Linked DNA regions of Mus musculus: region 2 is linked to region 1. The links are chromatin contacts, found by Hi-C in ENCODE. All regions are on one chromosome and are shown on one strand. Each heading gives the region's core, a stretch centred on a gene start or an enhancer-like site at or near the end of the contact. The rest is flanking DNA. Distances are from core to core; before and after follow the strand shown. Region 1 holds the start of Aspdh (aspartate dehydrogenase domain containing). Region 2 holds the start of Ramac (RNA guanine-7 methyltransferase activating subunit).

Region 1 (5,389 bases), core at 1,016-3,515:
ACTTCACCAGAGCCCAGGGGGCAACTCCGACAATGCCCCCAACAGCGAGCTCCACTCGCGGCCCTGGCAGGCCCACCCCACCCCACAGACTCTTTTGATACTGAAGGGAGGTTTGCGTCAATCACTACCTGCTCTGTAATTACTTTAAAAAAAAAAAAAAACACGGAAAAAGTAAAAAAAAATTTTTTTGGGGGGGGGGGCATGAAAGTATTGAAGAGAAACAGGGCACAAAGCTCCTGAGGGTGGGACGAGGAGAGGATAGGCAGCCAGCGATGCTGTCCTCCCAGGAGGGGAGAGTGGATACTCCAAAGTTACAGCTCTGGGACTCTCTATCCCCGAGATTCCAGAGAGGAACAGGCTCACCCAGCACATAGCAGCACGGCTCCATCTCCCCATGTGCTGGGGGTTCAGTAGCTGCCCTTCTGTGTCTCTGTCTCCATCCCCATGTCTAGCTGTTGTTCCTTTCTGACTCTGGTGCCTCCCCCATCACACACACAGCACACAACCCAAGCCAGAAGGGACCTAGGACCGCAAAGCTCCAAGGGTAGCATGGAACAAGAGAACTAACTGTGGGATACTGGGGGGGTCTGTGGGCCACAGTGTGGGCAGGAGAGCTACACCCCAGCCTCCCCGGCTTGCTCCATGTGTGCCTCCCCAGAAACGGGAAGCCATCATGCCGCTTAACGGGACCGTCCGTCTATAGGCACGGCTGCCTAGGAAGCAGCACTGACAGTCTGGGGGACACTAGTGAGCAAGTGGTTGTGTCCCCACAAGAGAGTCCCCTCCACACACATCCCTGGCTACTTGGGAGACAGAGTCTGCACAATGGAGGTGCACAGAATAAACAGGTCTGGACCACATGAGGGACACGGTAAGTAGACCAGGGACATGGAGGGCAGAGTCACCTGCAGCGTCTGCAATTACCAAGGAGAAAAATGTGCAGCCAGGCCAGGACTAGTGCTAAAGTGGGGACATTAGTGACATCTCTGCATGACCCATGTGTCCAAGGTTTAACCTCCAGACAGCTAAAGTTACCTGGGAAGTTTGAGAAGGCCTAGGGAGATAGAGAGGTAGCCAATCAGGCACACAGCACATGGACCCCTGGGCTAGCCTAATGCAGGCTTGGCCTGTCATCCACACATAGCACAACTAGACCCTCTGTGGACAGGGAAGGCCCCAGGGTGCACACCTCTATCAGAGATAGGGAGCAGGCACCTCCCCTCCAACTCTTTGAACCCTGTGTTCCTGCCCTCTTGTCCCTGTCCCCACTTCTTCCTGATTTTTCTAACTGACCCCACCCCTCCATCTTCTCCCTCCCTCCCCAGTGCTAAGTGGATTCTTTATCTGTGACAACTGTCAGGTTCTGGCCCTATCTCCTTCCCCACCCAGCTCCTCTCTGCTGATGGAGCCTGGGACAGAGCTGTTGCGCATGCACTTTAGGTTCTCCATCTTTTCTGCTTTCTCCGCAACCATCTCGGCTAGGATCCTGGTTACCATGGCAACAATGCGGCTGTACCAGGTGGCAATGGGGGCAGGGAGCTGGCCTGCTGCAGCCTGACATGTCCCATGCCAGGCCTGCCAGCCAGTGGCTGGGCTCATCCTGGGACACTCAGAGACTCCCCAAGCCATGCAGGTCCCTTCTTCATGGACAGGAAAGGAGACAGGAGGGGGTCAGGGGACCAAGAATACAAAGAGGCTGGAGATTGTGGCCTCAAGGTGGAATGAATGGTGGACAGTTAAGGTGAGCTCAAGGACAATCAGACACTGGAGTGAAGAAGGGGACTCCAGCCAGGACTGAGGAGCACGGAGGACTGGGAAAGACAGGACACAGGTGGGGCCTGCAGGACCACATACATTCCAGCCAGACCTTTCCACTTAGACTTTAGAGGGGGGAAAAAAAGGAGATCAAGAGGTTTGTAAGGGGCTTGGTGGGAGACCTAAATTCCTGTCCCCAGTTCTTCCCCCATCCCAAGGAAAATGCAGTCTCCATGACAACCTGCTGGCCAGACTGAGGAGGGGGGCTGTAAAGGGAATTTTCTACCTCAGCAGGAATGGGAGAATGTGGGCTGCTCAGGAGGCCGTGGGGTAGTGGGCACATAGGGCCATGCAAGGCCTAGCTTCCAAGCCACCATGCCAGCCAGCAGGAGGGCAGAGGGCTGGAAAAGGACACCCTCCCCATCCTGTTCCCTCCCTCAGTGGAGAGAGTCAGGGGTCAAAGTCCAAAGTTCATTCACTGTCAGGCCTGGTACAGGGGCCAGCAAGCACAGCAGATCCCCCACAGCAGGGTACCTTGTTAAAGACCATGGCCACCAGTACGCTCCCTCAAGTTCCTTACAAGGTGGGGGTGGTGGGCTATGGCCGCCTGGGTGAGTAAGACCTGGCCTGGGGTCTCTTTCTATGCCCTGTTCCTAATGTTCCAGAAACATTTGCTTCCATCTATCTTTCACCCCAGCCTGCCAGCCCAGCCTGCCTTCTGCCCACTCACTGGGCCTCCCTCTGTCTCTCTGTGTCTCTCCCTCTGAGAGAGTGTTTATCTCTGGGTATCTGCCTCTCTCTAGGTCTCTGTCCTTTCTCTGGGTCTCCAAGGTCTGTCTGTCTCTGTCTCTCCCCCCCCCCACCTTCCCCTCTTCTCTCTCCCATCTTCTGTCTGTCTTTCTTCTTGCTCTCATCTCTGTGTGTGTGTCTGGGTCTTTGTGTCTCTGTCTCTGTGTGTATGTGTCTCTGTGTATGTGGGGCATCTCTGTCTCTCCTTTCTAGGTTTCTATGTATTCTGTCTGTGTGTCTGTCTGCCTCTCCTCTCTGGGCTTCTGACTGTATTCTGTCTCTAGGTCCCTGACCCCCCCCCACCCCCAATCTCCCTGACTTAGGAGGGGAGGGTCTCTCTCCTTTCCTTGGATCCCTAGCCCTCCTGTCTCTGCAGGACAGTCCCTTGTGTCCCGCCTTCTGGCTCAGGGATCAGAACTGGGCCTAGAACTTGTTTTTGTGTGGAACCGTGACCCTGGACGGATGGCAGGGAGTGTGCCCCCTGCCCTGCAGCTCCAAGACCTCACTGCCCTTGAGGAAAGGTCAGCGCCCCACAGAAGGAGCCTCCCCAAAGCTGCTTCCTGCCTCCCTGTGTCAGACAACCCTTTGACCCTTTCTGAGTCTCAGTGCATATAAAGAGAAACTAGAATGCACCCACTATCCCACTCCCCTCCCTCAGCCAGGGTAAGCAGTGCTATCCCTCCAAACCCTGAGGACCTGGGAGACAGGAGACCTGACTCTTCTCCAAGGCCCTCCCCCTCCATGTCTCTCTTCCTAGGCACCCTGACCTTGTGGTAGAAGTGGCCCACCCCAAAATAATCCATGAATCTGGGGCACAAATCCTTCGCCATGCAAACCTCCTGGTGAGCCTCCTTGCCCCTCAGTGAGTCCCTCTCTGTGTTGGCTGCATCCCACCCTCCAGCAGTAATCTGGGTCTTGGCCTTGCCTCTCTCTACCATCCGTGTCCCAAGGTGGGATCCCCCTCAGCTCTGGCTGACCAGACCACAGAGCAGCAGCTCCTGGAGGCTTCAAAGCGCTGGGGCCACACTGTGTTTGTGGCCCGAGGGGCCCTATGGGGCAGTGAAGACATCAGCAGACTGGATGCAGCCGGAGGCCTCCAGGTGAGGACTGTCTGGGCTGCCAGACGGAACATGTAAGAGTCTCAATCTCCTGACCCTGCCATTGCTTCCAGAGCCTTCGAGTCACCATGGCCACACATCCTGATGGCTTCCGGCTGGAGGGACCCCTGGCTGCAGCCCACAGTAGTGGGCCCCGCACAGTGCTCTATGAGGGCCCTGTGCGTGGGCTCTGTCCCTTGGCCCCCCGAAACTCTAACACCATGGCAGCTGCTGCCCTGGCTGCCCCCAGTCTAGGCTTCGACCGTGTCATTGGGGTGCTTGTGGCTGACCTTAGGTAAGCACAGGGCGTAGGTGGCACAGCTGTGTACACTCCGGGTGGACTGACTGCACTTCTCTGCCGGCTGCAGCCTCACCGACATGCACGTGGTGGATGTGGAGCTGCTAGGACCCCCAGGGCCTTCAGGTCGCAGCTTTGCCGTGCACACCCACAGAGAGAACCCAGCCCAGCCTGGCGCTGTCACCGGCTCTGCTACTGTTACAGCCTTCTGGCACAGCCTACTGGGTGCGGCAGGCCCCTCCAAGGGTCCCTTGGCGTTTGTGCTCGGCAGAGCTCACATGTTGGGTGTCCCAACCCCAGTTTTCTGTCTTTTCTCATTCTTAGTTCTCACTCCCAGGCTCTATGAGCCTCTCTTTCCCCGCCCCGCTTTCTCTCAGCATCTGGGTCCCCCTCTAGGTCTCTACATCCACATGCCACATCTCTTTCTGAGTATCCTCCTTGACTTGTACCACATTACCTTTTCCAAAACCCACGTCCACCATGGCCACCTGCATGTGTCTGTGTTGTCATCCTAGTTTTTCATTCTCCCCACAGGCTGCTGTCAGCTCACCTCCAGACCTGGGATCCACCTCTGCTGAGTCTCCTCCCCTACTACCCTTACTGTCATATTGACAACTATGGGTCCCAGTAAACATCAGAGTTCAGCCCACTGTTCTCTTTGGCCTCTTTGGTTCCTTGTCCCCACCTCTATGTCGTCACGCTTCAGCTACACACTGAGTATGACGCCATAGCAGCAGCGTGCGAGCTCATACACAAACCAGCCCCCTGAAAGCTATCGCGAGATCACTCGTTACCACAACTCCCAGAAACCTCTAGGCAGCAGTGAGCCCTGGGAGAGAACGAGAACTGGCTGCTTTGTCCGATGGGAGTTGTAGTCCCACGCGGCAGAGCAGCCCCGGAGGACTTCCGGACTGCGCGTCCTATTTAGACGCCCTACGGAGGCCTTCGGGAATCGCAGTTCGGCGCGCGCAAGTCGCCGGGAGCTGTAGTCCCTTTCGCCTGCTCAGTCAGCGTGCTACCACCCGGTCGCTGCCTAGGGAATGCGAAAGCGGTCGGTCCCGGGGAGCAGAAAGGCCGGCGGGGTGAGGGCCAGGCGGGCGACAAGCAAAGGCGGGTGGGAGTGTGCCTGGTTGCCAGGTGACAGGAAAAGGTGGGGGCTCCTGTTGCTTAGTAACTGGTAGAGGGCCTCGTTGCCAGGTGAAGGGAGGCGAGAACCCTGGTTATTGAGGAGGGGAAGTCTTTCGTTGCTAGGCGACCAGAAGAGACCCTGTTACCCAGAGACGGGAAAGGAGGAGTCCTCCATTGCTAGGTGATCAGAAAACGGACCAGGATACCCAGAGGGTGGGGTTGTTCTGTTGCTTGGGAACTAAAAAGGTATTGTTTCCTAGGGACAGAAGGGGTGGTAGTCCATTGCTAGGTGATGATGATCAGGACCCTTTTGCTTGGAGAC
Region 2 (5,164 bases), core at 788-3,287, about 37 Mb after region 1:
GGGGAAAGAGAGGCCCATTGGTCGTGCAAACTTTATATGCCTCAGTACAGGGAATGCCAGGGCCAAGAAGTGGGAGTGGGTGGGTAGGGGAGTGGGGGAGAGTATGGGGGACTTTTGGGATAGCATTGGAAATGTAAATGAAGAAAATACCTAGTAAAAATAAATAAATTAGAAAAAAGACTATTTATAAACATGTAATTCTGTTATGCAGTGGTTATCACACATAGCATTGCTACTTTATGATGAACTATTAAACCAGGGAATTTTTTTAAAGACAGTCTCATGTAGCTGAGGGTGACCTTGAACCCATCATCCCCCTCCACCGCCCTAGGGTTGGGTGTCCATCACCACTGTGCTCTTTATCACTTCGTGCTCTTAACTAGTTCAATCAAATGGAACTGAAAGTCCTCCAGTGCCAACTCTGAGGCCCGAAGAAGTGGATTCGTCTCCGTTTTCCACGCCTGTTCGTCTTCCATCGCCTATTTAGTAATGACTGTTTCTGTGACCTGCATCCCCACATCAGCACTGGCCTATTTTTGTTACATTGGTGTTTCTAAACTATGGCGTGGATAGTTTAGAACATAGTTCCACTGTTCATCCCACAAGTAGGTACCGAGTTATATACTAGTACTGAGTTATGTACGGTGTTATATACTAGTGTGATGTACAAATTAAAGGTGTGTATAAACAGGTAGAAAATGGTATTAACACATAAAGTTCTGAAGGTACTGTGGAACCCAGCAGAAGTAAAACTCATTCCCTGTAAAGTCTTAGAGAATGGATGTAATATCAATGTCAACATCTGGAGGTCGTGGTGGTGGTGAGGTGGTGGGGTGTGTGTGTGTAGGGGAGTGGCAATATTCTAAGCATAAGGGAACACTGGCAAGCTATAAAAACATAATGAGTATTCGTGAACTACTGCATTTGGTCTGCTTTACTGTGAGGGAATGAAAGAGAAATATCAGAAAATAGAATTTTGAATCCAAATTAAGATTGTTGGCCTTGGCAGCAAGGAGTTATTGAATATCTTGCATCCCAGTTGTGCTTGAATATGACTATAACTACGGCAGTTGTCTGGTGATATGCTGGTGAGGGGCAGTGACTTAGGAAGAAGGGCATCGGTGCTCTGTTCAGGGAGTGTAGAGAGAACTTGGATGAGGAGTCAGTGGGGATGGGAATGGATGAAAACCAGAGTCACAAGGACCAAATAACAGAACGAGACATCTGACCAGGGCGTGGAAAGAAAAGGTATTCTTTTTTTAGCTTTATTTTATTTATGAGTACACTATAGTTGTTTCCAGACACACCAGAAGAGGGCATCAGATCCCATTACAGATGGCTGTGAGCCACCATGTGGTTGCTGGGGATTGAACTCAGGGCTCCAAGAAGAGCAGTAAGTGTTCTTATCCTCTCCAGCCCTAAGGTATCCCATTTTGACACTAAACTTTCCAGGCTGATCGTATTCCCAAGAGGAGGGCAAGGTCCGGGGAGCAATCTGAGAAAAGTGGCTAGTCAACAGCTGGCATTGCCACACTTGCAAACAACCGAGAAGAGCGGAGACTTCGGGAGCGAGCGGAATACGGGCAGTGGAGGCGTGGGTTCGTCTCTGCAAACACACATAGACAACGGTGCGCAGGAGCCTTACTGCCCAGGCCGGCTAAGAACCGGGTGGGCATCGCCCAAGCAGAGCAGTCTCGTCTGCTCCTCCGCCCCGCCGCCCGGGCTCCGGCTTTGGGGTCTCCATTGACAAGCAGCCTTCCCTCCTAGTCCTACTCTCAGACTTCCCGTACCAGTGCACCAGGCACTGCCAGTTCGAGGGATTTTATACATGACGATATCCTCTCCCCGACGGTCACCAGGCACTGGCTGCGAATGACCGCACTGCCCACCATCGCCACTTTGCTCGACCCTGCGGAGCTTCCCTAGGGCCGCGCCAAGGTTCGAATGTGAGGGGCGTGGCGGGGGGGGAGGGGGAAGCGAGGATTTCTAGATCTCGAGAGACTTGGCACGAGACTCCGCCTTACACGCTCCGGAAGCGGAAGTCGGGTGGTTGAGGGATTCCTGAGCGTTTGTTTACCTTGGAGAGCCGGGTGGGGTGCGGCGGTGTGGACGCCCGAGGTCTCCAGTGCGTCCCATGAAGGGTGAGTACCGCACATGGCGGATGAATCTCCCACCCGGGGCGGCGGAGGTGATGGGGGCCTGGGGCCGGAAAGTGCGAGAGGCCGGAGGTCGCTGCCCCTCGGAGCCTCTTTCTCCGCAGCTCGGCTCCTGACGGCAGTTCTGGAAGGAGCCGCTTTGTCCCGGCCGTCGTCAGCCGCGCGTCGGCTGGCGGGCTGGGATGCGCAGTGGTTAGTCAGTCATCCTGCTCCGTGCTCGGGGCTCCGCTCTGGAGAGCAGCCGAGCCAGGGTCGGCCGACCGCAGGCAAAGCTCTGTGCGGTTCTCTATGTGGTGAGGAGGTTGGTGGGATCCAAGTGCCAGGAAGGCTGTCGGCCGCAGCGACAGAGAGCGCGCGGCCCCTGGTTGCCCGTGCCTGACCTAGCTTGTAGCTGGTGACGACCGAGGCGACGAGGGTCGTCGCCTCTCCGAGTTCCTCCGTGGAAGCTCGAGTTTCCTCGTAGGCTGCTAGGACTGAGATCCTTGGGTCTCTAATCCTGCCCACTCAGATCGAGACGTGTGTGTGCACAGCTCCTCTGCCCACGCACGCCTTTGCGGGGTGGGGAAGAATTGTCTGTCTGCGGGTTGTGTGTCTGTCTGTCTGCGGGTTGCGTGTGCTGGCGCCCGCAGAGGCCGGAAGAGGGCGTCTGTTCCCCTGGAGCTATATTACAGGCAGCTGAGAGCAGCGTGGGTGCTGCGATCTGATCTGTGGTCCATCGGAAGGGTAGTGAGCGCTCTCGACCACTGAGCTATCTCTCTGACACTTCCCTCATCTTTTGAGGTTTCTTCCAAGACCCCCTTCCCCCCAGCCGTATTTTCTTAATATTATTTATTCTATTATTTCTTTTATATGTTTATTATATAATTATATTTTATATATTATGTAATTGTGCTTTATGTGATTATTATACATATGTATTGTATATTTTTACATCATAATAACATTTTTCCCTTTCCTCCCTTTAGACCCTCCCTTTATCCCCTCAGCTCTTTCAAATTCATAGTCTCTTTAGTAATATGTAGATATATACAACCTGCTCAGTTCATATATTGTTACTTATGCGTGTGTTTTCGGGGCTAATCAAATATGGCATTAGAGAACCAGTTGGTGTGCTCTTCCCTTGAGAAGACTATTTCTCTTGCTCTCCGCATTCCTTGGTTGCCTGTAGTTCTTTGTTAAGGCCTCTTGACTTTTCCCTCTTCCACATTCTCTTGTCTTTTGGTAGTGTTGGCCTCAGCCCATATTTAATCAACCTAAACATTAAACAATATAGTTGTCTCAAATCCTTGGGTTAAGTAAAGCTTGCATTAAGGTTTTGTTTCAATTCCATTCTCATGAATAAGTATGAAGATACCTATGTGGTAGGGTATGGGGAAAATAGAATAAATTGTGCCTTTTCCTTGCCTTGTGAATGTCTGTCTTAATTGGGAATGGGGCATTCTTCTAGTGGCTTCTGTGGGTAGTTTGGAATTGTGGACACTTTTAATTAGTTGGGAGTTTTCCTTGTCTTATTTTGAGACAGTGTCTCTCTACATCGCTCTGGCTGTCCTGGAACATACTCTATAGACCAGCCTAGCCTCAGACTCACAGAAATCCACCTGACTCTTCCTCCCAAGTGCTGGGATGAAAGGCATGTGTCACTACCCTCAACCTAGTTGGATTTATTCTAAACTCATTTGGTTTTTGGTATTTAATACTAGTTTGCCAATACCAGGCACAAGGAGGTGTAATAAATAAGGTAGAAGTTAAGTAGTAGCCTGAAAGGTAAAATGTCCAAGTACTGTTTCTTGAACTTAATGAGCAATTGTAGTTGAATTTGGTTGGAATAAGGGCAGTACTGTTATAAATGCTTTACCTATTTTGAGGAAAGACAGGACAATGAAGAAGCTATCTTCCAGTTAAGTAGCCCATCCAAAGCGTCCTTGAAAGTGTGATTAGAAAGGAAAAATGACTTGAGGATATCGGGGAAGATGTGGTTTTAAGTTTTTAGCATGATGTTAAATACACCTCAAATCATAAAATAGGTTTTGGTCCTTTCTCTTTGCCAAAGCTGGTTTTGTACTTCTAGGCTCAGTTGATCCTTCTGCCTCAGGCCCAGGAATGGTAGGTCTACAACATGGGCCATTTTCCCTACCAGGTTTAGAAACTTGGAGGCATTCAGCAGAAACACGAAGTTTGAGTTAGGAAAGCTAGGGGATGGCAAAGCTCAACAGTAGCAGTTCTTGATCACAGACGCCTGGGAAGTGGGAACTACCTGTAGAATTCTGCAGTTTCAAGATCTGAGATGAAGAATAAAAGTGAACTCTCTGGTTTCTTGAGAATTAGACCTGCAAGTTAAGCAAAATCTTTTCCCTTAGGTAGAAGATTAGAGATTCCTATTTTTAAATCTGTATTACATTCATTGTGTGTGCGTTTGTTTGTCATGGTACACATGTGAAGGTCAGAGGACAACTTGTGGGAGGGAGTCTGTTCTCTGTTTCTGCCAGATGGGACCTGAAGTTTGAACTAAGGTTCTTAGCCTTGGCCACAAGCACCTCTATCTACCAGCCCAGATTATACTTTTTATATCCATTAGACAGTATCTATCTTATTATTGTTAGATGTTTCTCATTTCTCACAGTATCTGGAGTAATAATACATTGCATTAAATTATAAAATAGTTACCCATAACTTTTAATAGCCATGCATCTAAATGCCAGTTGCTTGGGTTGGCTTCAGACTCCTGGGTTCAAGTAATATCAGTATCCAAACTACAGGTATACACTTAGGAAGCTGTACCCAGCTTCCCCTTTTTCTTTATTCACCTTTGATTGGGGCTAGTGGGGGCTGGAGGGTTTTTTTTTTTTTTTTTTTTTTTTTTTGTCCTGGAACTTATTCTATATAGACCAGAAGGGCTTTGAACTTAGAGATCTGCCTGCCACTGCCTCTGGAATGTTGGAATTAAAGGCATGTGCCAAAGGCACCTGGCAAAAGACAGGGTCTTCCTTTATAATCTAATTTGGTCTCAA

What was found. A loop is a pair of places that touch in the nucleus more often than their neighbours do.
Region 2: a map of regulatory T cell shows a loop between it and region 1 (122-fold over the local background). The contact joins the promoter of Ramac here to the promoter of Aspdh in region 1. A Hi-C loop is called at or near these places in 4 of 37 maps with a recorded cell type or tissue (T-helper 1 cell, T-helper 17 cell and regulatory T cell).

The regions. Positions count from the first base shown.
Region 1 is chr7:44,463,170-44,468,558 of GRCm38, forward strand. Aspdh (aspartate dehydrogenase domain containing) reads left to right here and starts at 2,266. Exons shown (of 7, transcript NM_026690.1): 1 at 2,266-2,366; 2 at 2,921-3,065; 3 at 3,302-3,386; 4 at 3,495-3,644; 5 at 3,716-3,936; 6 at 4,010-4,164; 7 at 4,474-4,582. The coding sequence starts at 2,303. The coding sequence ends at 4,517. Lrrc4b (leucine rich repeat containing 4B) reads left to right here. Exons shown (of 3, transcript NM_198250.1): 3 at 1-182. Josd2 (Josephin domain containing 2) reads left to right here and starts at 4,811. Exons shown (of 5, transcript NM_001205071.1): 1 at 4,811-5,021.
Region 2 is chr7:81,760,916-81,766,079 of GRCm38, forward strand. It overlaps Ramac (RNA guanine-7 methyltransferase activating subunit), which reads left to right and starts at 2,038. Exons shown (of 3, transcript NM_025997.2): 1 at 2,038-2,141.